3 separate regions of the Mus musculus genome follow, and regions 1 and 3 are each linked to region 2. The links are chromatin contacts, found by POLR2A ChIA-PET in ENCODE. All regions are on one chromosome and are shown on one strand. Each heading gives the region's core, a stretch centred on a gene start or an enhancer-like site at or near the end of the contact. The rest is flanking DNA. Distances are from core to core; before and after follow the strand shown. Region 1 holds the start of Gnpnat1 (glucosamine-phosphate N-acetyltransferase 1). Region 2 holds the start of Ddhd1 (DDHD domain containing 1). Region 3 holds the start of Styx (serine/threonine/tyrosine interaction protein).

Region 1 (4,138 bases), core at 741-3,240, 270 kb after region 2:
TAGCGGTGCTCACTAACTATGCCCTGTTCCAGTTAGCTAGCAGTTTTAGGCAAGGCTGTGTTTACTAATTGGCCAGTCATTGTGAGTGGAACATCAGCCTGAGTTAATCGGTAAAGGTCTACCTGTGATTTTCTAGTCTCTTTTCATTAAAGATATGATTTATTTCAGAGTATAGTATTTTTGTGACAGGGTGGTCTGGGCCCCTATGAGATTGCATCGAGTAATTACGCTGCCATTTCTGAGTAAGACATGCAGTTAACTAACAGGTTTTGTTGCACTGGAATTTGGGTAGATGTTCCTCATTTCACCATACTGTAGTTTATTCCTTCTACACACACATACATGTACACAAACTAGCATCTTAAGCACATATTACAGGCCAGGATACATGTTGAATGTTTTATTTGTATTGCTTTATTAGACCGTCACAGTGTCAGATTAGGTACCAGATACCACCAAAGATTAGGAAGCTGTGTCACAAATGTTCAAAGCCACAAGTAAAATGGAAGCACAGCAAAGGAAATTCACATAATCCGAAGACATTTCTACCAAGCTGTTAACATAATGTTAATTCTACAGGCGAAGCCATGGGGACACATGACTTTTTATTCTGTATTTCTCTGATGCTGCAAGTTTTAAAATAAGCAAAATAATGTAGTAAGACATTAAAAAACAAATATTTTGGCTGGCGGGATGGCTCAGTGGGTAAGAGCACCCGACTGCTCTTCCAAAGGTCCAGAGTTCAAATCCCAGCAACCACATGGTGGCTCACAACCATCTGTAACAAGAACTGACTCCCTCTTCTGGTGTGTCTGAGGACAGCTACAGTGTACTTACATATAATAAATAAATCTTTAAAAAAAACAAATATTTTAATGAGTTCAGAGATGGAAGTGGTATACGTCTTGGTATATTCAAGACATTTCTTCCTCCTCCCCTATCTATCTATCTATCTATCTATCTATCTATCTATCTATCTATCTAGTGACAGCATTTCTCTACATATTCGGGGCTGTATTTGATCTAATTGTGTAGAACTGTCTTGAACTCACAGAGATGCACAAAGCCTCTGGTCTCTAGTGCTGGAATTAAAGGCATGCACCAAGTACTACACACACACACACACACACACACACACACACTCGCTGTGTGTGTGTGTGTGTGAATGTATGTATGTATGTATGTATATCTCCAAATCTCTGCTTCCTCACTTGTCAGATGACACTAAATGACACTTAAGAGAGAGACACTGGAGGTAGGAACCTTCCCAGGACTGAGATTACAGAACAAGCACAGTATTTGCTGTATACTGTAAGATGCTTTCAGGGCCCTGGCCTCTACCCCACTCTTCACTGCCTGGAGAACGTAGCCACTTCTTGCCCAGAGTAAGCTGAAATGTTCCGGGTGTCATAGGAAGCAAAGGGCTGCAGTGGAAAGCTCAAGAGAGCTCAAGGGTGAGTGGTTCCAGCTCAGTTTCTAGAAGACAGAAGCCCAGCCTTGTCTCAGACATTTGACAATCAGGAGATGTAATCACCAGTCCTGTTAATGGACTGCATGCAAGTGAGGGAGGGGGACGATGGGACTGACAGGGTAGGAGCCTTAGGGCTCGGAGAATGAAAGGAACCCACACCGGTCATCGCGGTAGGCTGCTTATACTCCTATGGCTTTATTTTCAGATAAGGTGTGAGAGCGACGGTGGTACTCTCGTGCAGTGAGCGAAAGGCAAGTCTGGAAGGTAAACTGATGACGCAAGCTTTGCCCCTGGTCTTTGCCCCACGCCCCGCCCCGCCCCGCCCCGCCTCGCCTCCGGAGCCCAGGAGTGGTGTGCGTGGCCGTGCCTCCGCGTGCGCAGCGGTGCGTGAGGGCGGGGCAGGGCAGAGGCGTTGGTCCGGCCACGTTTGGCCTGGCGGTTCCGGCTGCGGCGCGTGGGGGCGCACGGGGGGCGGGGCTGGAGCTGCAGCCGGATCCGGATGCGGCGGCGCTTTGACCCGCAGGGAGACTGACGCGCCGGGACTGGAGCGTGGTCCGCTCCAGTGCGGTGAGGCGGCCTGGGGCTGGGACGCGAGGGCTGGCGGGCTTGGGACCGCAGAGGCTGAGACGCCCTGCCCGGGAGCCGGGCGGCAAAGCTTGATGCCCGGCAGTCTGGCCGGGCAGGGTCTTGGAGGGCCTAGGAGTGTCCGTGGCGTGGGAATGGGGGACGGTCCTCACCTTTTCTGCCGCCGTCCCTATGAAAGGGCGCGAACCCTCGGTTCCCTTTTACGGGTGTAGCGGTCAGAGCCGCTGAAGACAAGCACCGGCTCTGAAGAGCCCCAGCTGCGCAGACTGTATGAAACCTGGGGTGGGGGAACCTAGAACTTGAACCTCTAGAAACACCAACTGTGTGGTTTCTATTATGTGTTAGAGCTAATGTTTATGTAAGGCAAGCATAAAATTTGTTCCTGTAAAAAAATAAATGGGGGTTTGTTTGGGATTAATTAATCCAAGAGTAGGTCTCAGGAAATGGATTCATTAAGGTAGGAATTGTATGATTCAAACAGATTCCATGATGCAAAGATTGTCATCTGTTGACTTTCCTGCAGTAATGCTCTATGGGAAAATGAGAGGATCCTCATTCCAGGCCACTCATTTGTTGATGAGTGTTAACTAACCTTAGGGCTAGTCTTGGAAACTCGGTGCTCCCAACTGTGCAACTAGACTTGGGGCTAATCAGATCGTGTAGATTAAGTACACTAACGGGAAAGACTTCTTGCTTCATGAAATACTACCTTTCATGAAGATACTCGGAGCTGTCTACTTATCTGTCTGTCTACCTGTAACCTATCACAGCGAGTTTGATTTGGCTGCAGATCATGTTTAGAAATGTGTGAATCCTGGTCTTCAATCTTCCTACTTGTTGCTCCGCTGTTTTTCAGGAAGCAGCCGCTCCCCATCTATATCCAGACTCATTCAGAGGCTGGGAAACCAAACTTGAAGTTGGGTGTATGTCTTTTGTCTTCTCACTTGTGGCCATGTGGCAATCTTTTTTTCTACATGACTTTCTGAAATGTGATTTCTAGATAATACCTTACGTCATTCATTATTCATTGACTAGAGGTTCACTGGACTAGGGCTTAGGCAATACTCAAGCATTGTAAACAAATGCTAATTTAGAAGTTAAACCCTACTGGGTAGAGGGGGAGGGGCTTTTAGTTAGAGTTTACAACCAAACTTAGAGAGGAAGTTAGGTGGTGACCTTTAAGTGCTACAGAATGAAGGCTTCTTGTAGTTTTGTTTTGATAAAACAGCCTGTGTAGCAGGGGCTAGCCTTGAACTTGGGTGGGGGGGGGAGTAGTAGAGAGGGGTACCTTAGAACCAGCTTTTTAAAAAAATCTCCATGTTTAATCAACTCCAATAATTAGTTTTAAAGTGTGTGTGTGTTTGAGATAGGTGTGACTGGGTAGCCTGCTGTCCTTGAGTCCCACACAGTCCATGCTTCAGCCTCCCTAGCACTGAATCCAGGTCTTTGCCACCTCACCTGAATTTTTATTAGATTGTAATTAGGCATGACCTCTGTCAGCATCATAAACTGTGTCTTTATGACTAGGAAGAAAGGCTTTTTTTTCCTTTGGATTTTATAAATCTCATTTAAAAAGAGGTTTGGCTCTCATCAGATCCTTTGTGTTTAACCAGACCAATGCCTGTCCTCATCTAGTTAGTAATGAACGCTAGAAACTGATGGAATGTTGCTGTCCAGTATGGTGTGGGACACACCTGTAATCAGCCTGGGGAATATGGAAACAGGAGAACCAAGAGTTAGAGGGAGGCTGGAGAGGTTGGCTGAGAGAGTAAATCATTTGCAGTGCAAGACTGAGAACCAGAAATCTGATTCCCAGAGCGCACGTAAAGAAAATAGGGTGGGCTTAGTAGCCCACCTGTAATGGTGTCATCAGGAGACAGAGAAGTCCTTTGAGTAAACTGACTATTCTCACCAACCTAAAAACTGAGTCGTGGGTTTGGAGAGAGATTGAAGAAGACGCCTGATGTCAACCTTGGGCCTCCTCCACTCTCACAGGCACACACACATGTGCACACATACAAACATGCCCACACAAACTCACACATACAATGAAGGGCGAGAGGCCAACCTAAGCTACATGAT
Region 2 (3,654 bases), core at 213-2,712:
TTAACAGTGAAGACTGTCTGTTCTTGAAGTAAGAGCAAGATTGGAGATTGTTTTCTCAAGATAGGATGGGTTTATAAAATGAATTTTTTTTTCAATTTAAGAGAATGGTCTGAGGTGACAGAGTGCCTCAGCTATAAAACAGGATTTCTATGAAGTTACAGCTGACCTTGACCAAACTCATCAGTCAGCCACAGTCCAAATAATCTCTGCTGGGGCAGCCTGTTCCCCAAAATGAACTGCCTTTTAATAAAACAGATAATTCCAGGAAAGGTACATCATAGACCGACACATAGCTCTATGGCTGCAAGAATTTCATTTCCAAGCCACCCACTTGCCTCTATAAAGGGCCCCAGCTAGTTTACTCCCTTCTAAGACACCCATTTCCCTCCGGAGAGTGTCTTTCCTTCTTTGTTTGAAATAAACTGTCCATCTGTTGAGGTCAGACTCTGGTCTCTGTCTTCTCTTTACTCTGTCTTGGAAGTCTAACATAACAGAGCCTCCGTGTCTCCCTGAAACCAGGAAGTGAGTTACAGAATCAGAGTTATACTAAAAACAAAAACCAAACCAAACTTGGGAAGGCTTAAAAGCCATAGAATTACTAGAGACCGTCCGGTGCAACGATCTCCTACTTATAGCAAGGAATAAGACAAATAGATAAAGGAGATTAAGTGACTTGCCTGGAGGTGGCAAAGCTGAGTTTAGAACCTAGGTTTTTGTTTTTTTTTTTTTCCTCTTTCAGTCTAATAATCTACCACACAAGGCTGGCAAGACCAGTTAGTTATAACCAAGGTACATCGAATGCGCACAGACTGTGGGAAAAGACTAAGACATAGGGACTTGGTTTCCATCCAAGGCCTTACTGCACTACAGAAAGAACAGGAAGCATAAGGACAAGAGGGCAAGCAATCTAAAGAACTGGCACAGTGACTCTAGGACGCCAGTTTTGTAAGTGGGAGTGGTCGTGCCCAGGTGAGCAGCAGGCGTAGAGGTGGGGTGCCTTCTGTATGAATGGGCTGAAGGTTGGGAAAGGGCCAAACCAGGTGACCGAGCAGGTCTTTCGGATGCTGAAAGCAGGCCTAAAGCCAGGAACGTGAGCTAGCAACTTCCAGGGCCCCTCTGGGCATACAGCTGAATCACCCACGGGGCTCATGACCCGAAAGTGTAAAGATGAGTGGGCGAGAGCCTCACTGCGGCTGGCATCCAGGGGCGTGGAAGCGAGGGGGCGGAGCCACTGCGTCGAAAGTCGTGAGGCAGGGGCTCCACGGATGCCGAGACCGCCGCGACCCCGTCTGACCCCCGCTTCCAGGCGCGGAAGACTACGTACAGCCTAGCGCCAAACGGGAGCTCCAGCAGAGTCCTCGGGCCTTCCGGGGAGGCGCGCGCGGCTGGGGGCGGGGCCCCTGTGGCCCCGCCCACGCAGGGCTGCGTAACAATGGGGCGGGCCCCGGAACGGCGCTGCGGCGGCCGGGGGCCGGCGGGGAGGCGGAGTCGCCTCGGCCGCAGCTGCTGCCCTGCTCGGGATTTGAAAGATTATAAAGTCCGGGCCGAGAGGGCGGCGGCGTCGGATGCGCGTGTGGCGGAAGCGCCGGCGGCATGAACTACCCGGGCCGCGGCGCCCCACGGAGCCCCGAGCGTAACGGCCGCGGCGGCGGTGCCTGGGAGCTGGGCTCGGACGCGGCGGGCGTGTTCGGCGGCGGCGGCTGCTGCTTCGAGCACCAGCCGGGCGACAGCGTGCCGCTGTCGCTGCTGCGCGCCGAGCCGCTGCACCTGGCACCGGGCGCCGACGACCTGAGCCACCTGGCTCTGGACCCGTGCCTCAGCGACGAGACCTACGACTTCAGCTCGGCCGAGTCCGGCTCGTCGTTGCGCTACTACAGCGAGGGCGAGAGCGCGGGCGGCGGCAGCTCTTCTTCGCCTCCGCCGCCGCTCGTCGCCCAGAACTCGGGGGGCGGCGGGGCGGCGGGAGGGGGCCCCGGGGACAGGAAGCGCGCCCGGCCCGGCGGCGCAGCCGCCCGGCACCGCTACGAGGTGGTGACGGAGCTGGGCCCCGAGGAGGTGCGCTGGTTCTACAAGGAAGACAAGAAGACCTGGAAGCCCTTCATCGGCTACGACTCTCTGCGCATCGAGCTCGCCTTCCGGACCCTGCTGCAGACCACGGGCGCCCAGGCCCGGGCGGCGGGCCGCGATGGAGACCGGGTGTGTGGCCCAAGCTCCAGCTTCGGGGAGGAAGACGAGGAGGACAGCGCCTGCGGCTTCTGCCCGCGCGCGGCGGGGCCTGAGCCGGAGATGGAGGAGCTGGTGACCATCGAGCCGGTGTGCGTGCGCGGCGGCCTCTACGAGGTGGATGTCACTCAAGGAGAGTGCTACCCGGTGTACTGGAACCGTAAGTGGCTGGCCAGGGGCGGGCCAGGCTCGGCGCGCGCTGGACGGCGTTTGGGGGTTCGGTTGCCCCCGCGATGCCTGCCTCGGGTTAGGATGCAGGTTGCGCGGGGTGCCTCGGCAGGTGAAGGGTAAAAGAGCAGATGGCAGCGCCCAAGCTGCTAGCGGGGTCAGGAGGGGAGGATTCCGCCGGGGATTGTGCCTCCTGGGTGAGTAGAGTGCTGCTGCCATCCCCTGGAGGGTATCCAGGAACGGATCCCCAAGCCAGTAGCTTTAGTTTCTTGACCGTACCAGGGGCTTTGTCCACCTGGATATCTGATTCGGTCTCGTGTCTCCTGAAGCTCCTGTGATTTAAATAACATGTCCTGGAGTGAGTGGAAATGCTTGAGTGTTTTTATGAGAATCAACAGTTCAGCTTAAAACCTGAGAAGAGAAAAGCCCTGACGGGAAAGGAGAGTTACAATGTGTTATTCACAGTGGATGTGTTGGGCACAAGAGGAAAGAACTGCAGGAAGTGGCAGTGCGAAGTGGGTCCGTACCCTCTGTATAGAATGTTTTCATATCTCTTGGGTCCTTTTTACATATTTTTACTTTTGCTTCTTAACCTAGAAAAATTGCACGACCTCGGTTTTCACATCTGTTAAATGGGACTGTCATAAAGGTCTGAACGATGCTTTAGGCAACACGGGTAGGTTTAAAATCAGAATGAGGAAGGGTAATCCATAATCTGACGTGGCATGCAGCAGTTATTAATATATATGATATGTAGTAGTAACAAGTTATTGGCCATCAATAATTTGTACCATACAGTATTAACTTTATGGGCTTCAGTGCCCTTACTCAAATGTCTTTTCCTGATCTTTTGGCCCTCTATACATCTTATATTATTTATTCTGATCTATATTAATTATGTGTATTGATGGCTTAGCTTCCTTTCGGTTTATTTAGTAGCTTCTGGTCAGAGTCCACCACCTTTATCTTTGTACTCATAAAGCAGGTATTCGATGACTTGGTACCGAATTGCATCAGTGATTCTGATAATGCTAAAGCATGCATGCATTAGGTGCAAGTAACTATGATGGCAGATTCAGCACATTCCAAGTCAGGTATAGGTAGCATAGCAGGAAATTTCTTGCTACTCTTCAGGACAATAAAGGCAATAAAGGTTGTTAGTTTTTTAAAGATGAGACTCATATGGACTCTGTTAGGTCACCTCTTGATTATAAACTCACTGAGGACGGACTTAGTAGTTGTATGTGCTAGCACAGTACCTCT
Region 3 (3,923 bases), core at 1,406-3,905, 310 kb after region 2:
AGAGGCCATAGAGGAATGTTTCTTACTGGCTTACCCCTCATAGTTTTCTCCGCTTGTTTTCTCAGCTGACTATAGCTTGTGTTAGGCTGACATAAAATTGGCAGCATAATACCTGTTCTATAAGCTCAGTGCTACAAGCTCAGAAAAAAACATTTTGTAAAAAACAAAAAAGTACAAGAATAAATGGCAATCCTGTATGAAAGCATGTCTGGAAAGGTAGCTCAGGCATCAAGACCAGAGCTCCCATCCCAGTGCTCATGTTACAGGCCAGGAAAGCTCAAATGCATAATACCAGCTCTGACTTAGGCAGAGACAGGAGGACGGCTTGGGATTTCTGGCTTCCAGCTTTGCCAAGAAAACATGAGCCCCGGGTTCAGGCAGAGACCCTGCTCAGAATAGCCACAGTGATAAATGACTGAGTGCATACACAGGGACATCCGTTATGTACACAAATAAGATTTTATAATCTTTAAAAACTTCTTTCAAGCTGGGCATAGTAGCACACCTTTAATTTCAATATTCAGGAGACAGAGACAGGTGGATCCCTGTGAGTTCGAAGCCGGCTTAGATTAGATCCTGCCCCTGACCCCCTAATAGCTTTTTATAAAAACACGATTTTATTTTTTAATTAATTAATTAATTAATTAATTTTTGAGAAAAGGATTCTTTGTGTAGCCCTGGCTGTCCTGGAACTTGCTTTGTAGATCTGGCTTGCCTGCAACTCTGAGATCCATTTGCCCCTGCCTCCCAAGTGCTAGAATTAAAAGCATGTACCATCATGCCCGGCTATAAAGACCAATTTTATAAACAGATTTTTTTAAATTAGGTATTTTCCTCATTTACATTTCCAATGCTATCCCAAAAGTCCCCCATACCCTCCCCCCCACTCCCGCTTTTTGGCCCTGGCATTCCCCAAACAGATTCTTATTAAAGAAAAAATTTAAAAGTGTTCTGTTAAAACAAAAGTATTAACATTGTGTCTATTTTTATTTATACTTCTATTTTAAATTCTATTTAAAGAATCTTATCTGTCCCCAGAATTTTATTTAGAGATTTTTATTACTTTACATGTATTAGTGTTTTGCTTTTGTGCATGTATGTATATTATGTATGCCTCAACCATCACTACTACAAATAAGAAAGAGAATCCTTCAAATGACAGTAAGTCACTTGGGAGAACAGGGGACATTCCTGGGTACACAAGACCTTGTCTTACAAAGTTCCAGGACAGCCAGGGCTACAAAGAAACCCTTTCTCAAAAACCCACCATCACAACAAAACAAATACAAAAAAGTGATCTGAATCAAATGAAGACATTCAATAGAATTGAGCATTTGGTATAAAGTCTCCATCTCATCTGTAACTGAGACTGGTCTCAAATTTGCTATAGAACCAAGGCTACAGTGACCCCTCCTTTCTCCTTCCACCTCCCAAGTAGAGGGGTTACAAGTGTGCCAGCCAAGAGTAGTCCCAAATACCTTTAAAACACTGAGAGATTAAGGGGTGTACACCTTCAATCCCAGCATTTGGGGTACAGAAGCAGGTGGATCTCTTTGGGTTTCAGGCCAGCCTCGTCTAGTGAGTTCCAGGACAGCCAGGACTTATATCAAACACACAAGCAAAACTCTAGAATCCTTTTTTGATCCTATTAAGTGTCACAGGTAAGAATCCTTGTCACTAATTTTAGCCTCTGGCAAACTCTAACTTAACAGTTTCTGGTACCATAAAATATTTGCAACAGATGTTAGGTAAAGAAAAAAATCAAGGTGGGGTGAAAAGAACCCTTAAATCATAAATTGGGAGAATTTTGCTCTCGATAGTACAGGCAAGATTTGTTACTAAAAATTTTCAAATTCAAAGAAGCTTAGCTTTTCTACTCCCCCCCCCCCCCCGCCCCACGCTAGTCATCGTTTTTTGTGGGTTTTTTGGTAGTGGTGGTGGTTGGTTTTTGACTTGAGTACTATTAGAGGGGTGCAATTCCAGAGTTCACGCCTCCGATCTATTCCACACGTGGGGCTGGCTATGTGTCCCGCATGTGAATCTAACATCAAGCTCAGATTAAAAACAACTCCACAGCGTGTTGCTCTGGTAAGGAAGAGTCTGTGTTCACGAAAAGCCTCAACGCCGAGGCGAGTGGTCAAGAGTACTCTCCGGGTTGGCTCCTCCGATAGGGTCCCGCGGGAGGAGGACCTCACTGACGCCCCTTCACGCCCAAGGGGAAAGGGAAGAGTCTGGGACAGTTGGGCCAGAGGCGCTGCTTGGCCGGAGACCCGGGGGCTGCCCGCGGCAGGGCGGGCCGCCGGGCACTCACCTCGGCGTCGTCTTTGCACTGCGGGAGCGAGGGGAACTCCAGTTTCACGTCCTCCATGGTCCCAGGGCCCCGGTGGGTGGGCGCGGTGCGCCCGGCCGCCCTCCGGGCTGGCAGAGGCGACAAGGGAAGGAGGGCGGGCGGGCGGGCGAGCGGTGGGGGGGCTGACGCGCGGCAGGCTCACAGCAAGCACTCGCGGACCACAGGATCCAAGCGGCTGCGACAGGAAGGCGGAGGGCAGGGCGGTGCGCTGCCGGCCGCCATGCTGCGGCCGTGTCCCTCCCGCAGGTCTCCGCGCCCCTCAGAGAGCCGGGATCCGACCCAGGCACGAGCCCATAACCGTCTCCTCCCGCCCCAGCCCACGCGGCCCAGCCAATCCCAGCCCACGCTCGCCGACGGCCCGCCCCCGCCGCCAGGTGTCAGCGCGCCTCCGCCCCGCCCGTCCGCGAGCGCGCAGACGCGGGGGGAGGAGCTTCCCGCAGGGCGGAGCTGCGGCCGTAGGGGAGGAGCGGTCGGGGCCAAGGCCTTCCCAAATGGGATGGGAGTCCGTCCCTTCAAAGTGTCCTCCACACTCAGAGGAATGCTGCTCGATCCAATCCGTGGGGGAAGTCATAACCAAACAGGAAGAGTTCAGCTTAAATTCATGTTAGACTACGAAAAAAACAAAAACAAAAAACCCCGAGATACCCATCATCTTTAAACAAAGTAGAAAGTGGCCTCTTAGGTATACTCCGGAGTGTTAACAACTCAAATTATCCAGAAAATTTCAAGAAAATGATTCTTAAAAAAAGTCATCAGAAATGTAAATGATAGTTTACTTACTAAATTGTATTCGGTACTCTTTAAGATTTCTCCGAGCCTATTTTTCAACATAAAAGATGATTGTGTGAGGAGCTGGCGTTAGAGTTAATAATTTTTGAAGAATATACCTTCTTCAGGGTCTCGCTATGTACACCAGGCTGGTCCTCAAATTTACAAGAGTTCTGAGATGAAATGATTAAAGGCCTGGTTTGAACTTCTGAACCACCTTTGGTCTCACTGAAGGAATCACTGAAGGCTGCAAAGTGTGTAACTAAGACTATCACTACTTTTCACTGTATTTTAACACTACTTCCTAGAGACCTCAGGACTGTCATTATCAAAAAAAAAAAAAAAAAAAATCCTTTAAAGTGGAAGGACCGCGTGTTTAACTTGGATTTCCTCTTAACTCTTTTCATGTTGTCATATATGTAATGCATGTTCAATATACAGGATAGCTGTTCAAAAATTAGGTGGCTAATTAGATGGTCTATGCTCTCTAGTGTTACATAAACTATTATCCAGCTTTAAGAATTACAAAAGGCACAGAATACCCTGCTAGTAATTTTTAATTAAAAAATAATCCAATGGCAAGTATTGTGGTAAATGCCTTTAATTCCACCACTCAGGAGAGGCAAGAAAATGTCTGTGAGTTGAGACTGGCCTAACCCACACAGTAAGTGTCCCAGGCCAGCCAGGGGTACATAGTGAGACCTTGTCTCAAAAAGAAAGGGGAAGCTGGGCAGTGGTGGCATACCCTTTTAATTCCAGCACTTGGGAGGCAGAGGCAGGCAGATTTCTGAGTTCGAGGCCAGCC

Evidence for each region. ChIA-PET counts read pairs that join two places held with the same protein, here RNA polymerase II (POLR2A).
Region 1: POLR2A ChIA-PET joins it to region 2 with 13 read pairs in embryonic stem cell. The contact joins the promoter of Gnpnat1 here to the promoter of Ddhd1 in region 2. POLR2A ChIA-PET finds 5 or more read pairs at or near these places in 3 of 5 experiments (Patski and embryonic stem cell).
Region 3: POLR2A ChIA-PET joins it to region 2 with 12 read pairs in embryonic stem cell. The contact joins the promoter of Styx here to the promoter of Ddhd1 in region 2. POLR2A ChIA-PET finds 5 or more read pairs at or near these places in 3 of 5 experiments (Patski and embryonic stem cell).

Annotation. Positions count from the first base shown.
Region 1 is chr14:45,386,648-45,390,785 of GRCm38, reverse strand. It overlaps Gnpnat1 (glucosamine-phosphate N-acetyltransferase 1), which reads left to right and starts at 1,990. Exons shown (of 6, transcript NM_019425.2): 1 at 1,990-2,038.
Region 2 is chr14:45,655,951-45,659,604 of GRCm38, reverse strand. Ddhd1 (DDHD domain containing 1) reads left to right here and starts at 1,462. Exons shown (of 14, transcript NM_001042719.2): 1 at 1,462-2,383. The coding sequence starts at 1,594. Mir5131 (microRNA 5131) reads left to right here and starts at 1,552; the gene lies at 1,552-1,644.
Region 3 is chr14:45,349,918-45,353,840 of GRCm38, reverse strand. It overlaps Styx (serine/threonine/tyrosine interaction protein), which reads right to left and starts at 2,655. Exons shown (of 11, transcript NM_019637.3): 1 at 2,312-2,655. The coding sequence starts at 2,368.